Regions from separate parts of the Mus musculus genome. Here region 2 is linked to region 1. Evidence: chromatin loops called from intact Hi-C (ENCODE). Cell type or tissue: heart. All regions are shown on one strand.

Region 1 (2,500 bases):
CAACAAAGCACAAAGAATCACAGGAGCCAGATGTACAGCCTGGAGTTTCATTTCCATTTTTATTGGACATATTTACTAAATTCGCAATGTGTGGCAAGTCATGCATGGCTCTGGAGAGTCATTACTTCTCAGACAGCGGCCTTTGAAGGATGCCTTTCCCCTAAAATGTCACTGACTGAATGCGAGGGTTAGGGGTGGGGCCTGATCTTTGAAAAACAGAAAAAGATCTTTAAATAGAACAAAACCAAAACCCAACAACTTTGTGTGTGTAAATGTGGGTGGGTGGATGCATGTGGGCCACGGTGCCCATATGAAAGTCACAGGACAACCCTGGGTGTCTATTCTCACGGTCCACCTTGAAACGGGGGTCGCTGATGCACAGCAGACTGGCAGGCCCTGAACTTCTGGGGCTTCCTAGCTCTGCCTCCCGTCTTGCCAGAGGAACGCTGGGCTTCCAACCTCCCAGGGCTGCTCTCCTGTGGGCCTAGGGATCTAAACTCAGGTCTGCATACTTCCTGGCAAGCCCTGCACCTACTTAGTAATCTCAGTCAGAAAGACCTTAATCAGGCAGCCCAGGGAGTGGCAGCACTTCCGGCCCAGTAGCCAGAATGAGCCCATTCCTCAGCTCATTTCCATTTGAAGAGTCATCCCCGGTGCTCCGGGTCGCTCCCGAGATGGGCTAGAATTTACTCAAGGGTCCTGGCCCAGCAGGAGATTCCTTAATGAGCTTCCCCCACCAACTCCATCAAGAAACCAAAAGTGGCCCTGGTTTCTTTCAACTGGGAGCAGGGTGGAGGCAGGCAGCTGGACTGTCCTTGAGGCTCAGAAATGACTTCAGAGCAGGCGTGGCTTTTGATTCACACAAACACACCAGCTCCACACAAGACTTCAGTCAACTCTGTAGTGAAGGGTGGAACCAGGCAGGCATCACTGACCTGAGGACAGCCAGAAGTGCCCATTAACCTGAAGGCCCCTCAGGCTGCAGGAGGAAGCAGATGGGTTCTCAAATTATTTCTCACTGATATCCTGTAAGAGTATTACTGAGCTAATCTATCTATCTATCAATCAACCTATCTATCTATCTATGAATGAATGAGGCACTTTCTCATTCAGAGAGGCACAGCACTGAGGTAAGATTCCTTATAATTAGCTAGTTTTGCCGTGTCTGTCACCCTCATAGAACTTGCACAGAGGCCCACTACATAGTAAAAAATCACACAGATGTGTGCACATGCACATAACTGCTCATTTAACTCCTTTCCTTCCTGACAGGCTCTAAGAGCCAATTTATGAAAGAAGATGGAGGTAATTTTCCACACCACAAATCAAATGTGATGTCAGAGCCTCAGGCAAATCCTGTATCCTTAACTATAGGACCATGAAACCAATGTAAGCTGCCCTTAAAGAGAGTTTTCAGTTTTATTTAAAAGGTTTATTATTTATTGGTGTGCATGTGCATGCATACGTAAGCTGGGAAAGCAGCTTGGTACTTGCCTAGCATTCCTGAGGCCTCTAGCAACATGCACACAGGAGCATGTGTGAGACACATACATGAACTCCCTCTTTCTAACATAACAGAGTACTACAGGGCCTGACTGTACTGGGGCATGGCTGGGACACCCAGAGCAGCACTTCCTGCATAGCTAAGAGCTGGTGTGACAGGGCTGCAGGCAGAGGACTTCTGACTACAGCACATACCATTCTCAGGGCCCATCCCCATCAGAAGTGAAAGTGAATCAGGAAGAATGAAAACACTAACTTTAAAAAAGCTCAATGGAGAGTCCTGCTTGATGTGTGCTGGGTTGGTTCCTTCCCCAGAGGTGAGAACAGAGAGAGGGCAGCTGAGCAATGTAAGGAGAAGACTGTGTGCTCTGGGAAGGGCATCAACAAAGGCGAAGTCTCTGAATAAATATCCTGGCTATTTTCAATTGCACTTAAAACAAAGAATTAATTATAGGCAGATCCAGGCAGATAAGAAAGCCTCTTTGGAGGAAAAACATGCTCTTGAGGAAAAGACAGCAGCAAAAACATCCACTCTGTAGTTTTGTTTATTTGTTTTAGCTGAAAAACAATTCAATATTCCTTAGGAAATTCTATTCTTTGAAATCATGTGCTCAAAATACCAGGCATAATGAGAATGTTACTATTTTTATTATCTAACGTTCTTAAAAGCTTCTAGAGTTTCTTACAGAGCAACAGCAGACCAAACCTATATCAGGTCTGGAAACGTTTTCACTCATCTCTGCAGTTGTCTTGTCTCCAGGAGAAACTGAAGACCTGACCCTTGCTGACAGAGGAGGCACACATCTGTATTCCCACCACAGATGCCCTTAAAAGTTGCTGTCAAAGACGTTCACTTACAGGCCACGTCAGCTTCTATTCTAGGAAGGCCGAGAGGAAGCTTAGCTCTTACTCAATTTGACTTTTGTTTTATGAAATAGTTTTTTATCTTCCATTGTGGCTTCTTTATCTTAAGTTTGGCTCATGGGGTCCTGGGACA
Region 2 (2,500 bases), 62 kb after region 1:
TATTTTTATTGCTACTTCATAATTCATGAAAATTTGCTACTGTTATGAATTGTAATGCAAATATCTGTGTTTTTCCCGGTCTTAGGCGACCCCAGACGGGACGTGACCCACAGGTTGAAAAAACACTGCTCTAGCAGTGTCTAGCCACTCTGACAACAGCTCTCGTTCCAACTGACCCAAGTGTCCTTTGATGGGTGAATAAACAGTGTGACCCATTCACACAATGGAATGTTATTCAGCCTTAAGGAGGAAGGGAATTCTGACGTCTGATGCATTATGACTGAAGCTCCAGGGCCACTAAGTGAGATACATGAGTCACAAAGGGACAAAGGCTGAGACAGACCATTTCTCTTCCATGGGGTTCCAGGAATAGTGAAGACTCAAAGCAGAAGCAGAATAGATAGGTTCAGAGGGAGGAAGATAAGGAGGTTGCTTTAGCAGGTTCAGAATTCTAGTCTTATGGAAAACCACAGACAGACAGACAGACAGAACGGCTACATAAATATATGAATTTACTTGATAATGCCTAACGGCTTATGTTACAATATAATGACCCCCAACACCAGAATATTTGTGAAAGATTTCCTATCCAAGTGTTCCCTGGCCTGTCTGTCCACCTATCACAGCCACCAGTTCCCACAGGCAGCCCCTAGCTTCTAGCCATTGTAGTAGGACAAGAGCACACTGCGTTGTGATGTTCTCTGCCACTGAGGCTGTGCAAGAGGACACATGGAGCCGTCACCAGGGAGACCTATGCGGGAGACATGACTGCACTGCGAATAACAAGTATCTCTTGCGAACACAGTATGACCTTCCAGACCTTAAGAGAGAGGCATTTCTGAAGCATCGCTGTTTTCAGAGATCAATATTCCAATTTTCCTGTAAGGAGGGTTCTGTCCTCATGTGTCCTCGTGTGCATGTATTATGAGACCCCAACACAAACTCGAAAAGTCTGCTGCTAATAGTCAGCTTCACACGGCACTTCTGGGTTACTGTCTGTATTTTATGGTGAGGCCCCTACAAGATGAACATTATGAGAAAGCGCCTTTCCTTCCCCTGACATAGCAAGCATCCCATGAGAAGCAAAGCCCATTCTTTCAGCTGCTTTTGTTTATGGCCAGGAAAGGAAGCCACAGATTCTCTGAGTAGCATCAATGAGGACTCTGGAGCCTGGCCACACTTCCTCCTTCACAGGTGGCTTAATGAGGTAAGGGCTCTGTCTGGGCTGGGAAGTGGGGGAGGGGAGCACCTAAAACTGGGTCTTCCCCAGCAACTGTTATGTACTGGAATGCAAGGGAAGGGACAGGAAGATCCGCATTCCTAGGTCTGTGCTGGGGACACCTCACAAGATGCTCTGCACAGAAACAAGCCATGCAGACATGCCCCTCCCCACACCTTGTTCCTACCCGCAGGCTTCCTGAGGAAGTGCGGTTCTGAGGAAGTGCAGCCAGCACCAACACACAGTTATTCCTTGTAGCTCTCCCGCCAACGGTGAGAAGACAACCTGCTGGTATGCAGGGAAATCCAGCATCTAAGCAAGGCTATGGTTTGGTTTGGTTTGGTTTGGTTTTTTTCTTTAACAGTAAAATTCTTGGGGCTGTGTAGAGTGCTTGCCATGTAAGCTTGAGGTCCTGAGTTCGATCCCCAGAACTCAGGAAGAAAAGTCAAGCATGATGGTGTGCTCCTACAAACACAGTGCTGGGATTTAGAGACAAAGAGACAGGTACGGTCACTGGGGCACACTATCCAGACAGCCCAGCTGGATTGTTGGACCCCAGGCTAGTGGGAGACCTTGTTTCATAAAATGAAATGAACGGAACTTAAGAAAAGACACCAAAGGCTGACCTATGCTTCCATACATCTGCATGTTAAGAACATAGACATGTACATACACACAAAATGAAAACAAATAAAACCAAAGTTCCTTGTCAATATACTGAGGTCAGTCTAAGTCAAGCACGCCCTGTTCATTTCTGCGCAGACCTTAGAAGCTCTAGCAATCAGCAAAAGAGTCACATCTCTCCCCTCAGAATCCTGTACAGCTAGGATGGCCTCCACATTCCCTTCACCACTCTGAGATACGATGATGACGTGAACAATCAGCACTGGACACCAACACAGACTTAGCCCAGCTTGCCCAGTCAGCACTCGGTGTAGATCGCATGCACTAAGGACAGTGGGAACCAGGGGACTTTAGTACGTCAGATGGCATCAGTCTTCCTGGAAATGTGCTTTGGGCACTAACGTTCCTGACGATAGTATGTGTTTAGCATGCTGACCACTCAACTCACCCAGGCTAGTACAGACAGACAGACAGACAGACAGACAGACACACACACACACACACACACACACTGCACTGAGGCATATCACGATCTTGTGGAATTCCCAACATCAATGGCACTGAAATCTGGGTGGTTTAAGATGACTACTCTGCTTCCTTTCAAGTTACTCAGGAAAGGAAGAGAAACTGGACACAGAGACCCTTTGAAGCTATTTA

What was found. Peaks named below come from ENCODE experiments on the same cell type or tissue, not always from the same donor. Only the 100,000 strongest peaks of a DNase experiment are listed, where the experiment ranks them.
Region 2: it touches region 1 in a loop (1.9-fold over the local background); 3 of 42 quality-filtered maps call a loop at or near these places.

What each region holds. Positions count from the first base shown.
Region 1 is chr8:125,460,047-125,462,546 of GRCm38, forward strand. All of the region lies in intron 10 of Sipa1l2 (signal-induced proliferation-associated 1 like 2), which reads right to left. Among named protein-coding and RNA genes, the nearest start is that of 4930566D17Rik, 61 kb to the right of the region's middle. In heart, a CTCF peak has its summit at 1,563; a DNase peak (open chromatin) is centred at 1,645; H3K27ac peaks cover 2,100 bases.
Region 2 is chr8:125,522,106-125,524,605 of GRCm38, forward strand. All of the region lies in intron 1 of Sipa1l2 (signal-induced proliferation-associated 1 like 2), which reads right to left. It overlaps 4930566D17Rik (a long non-coding RNA gene), which reads left to right and starts at 227. Exons shown (of 3, transcript XR_003947612.1): 1 at 227-1,207. In heart, no CTCF peak of the experiment used is centred here; a DNase peak (open chromatin) is centred at 1,246; H3K27ac peaks cover 1,734 bases.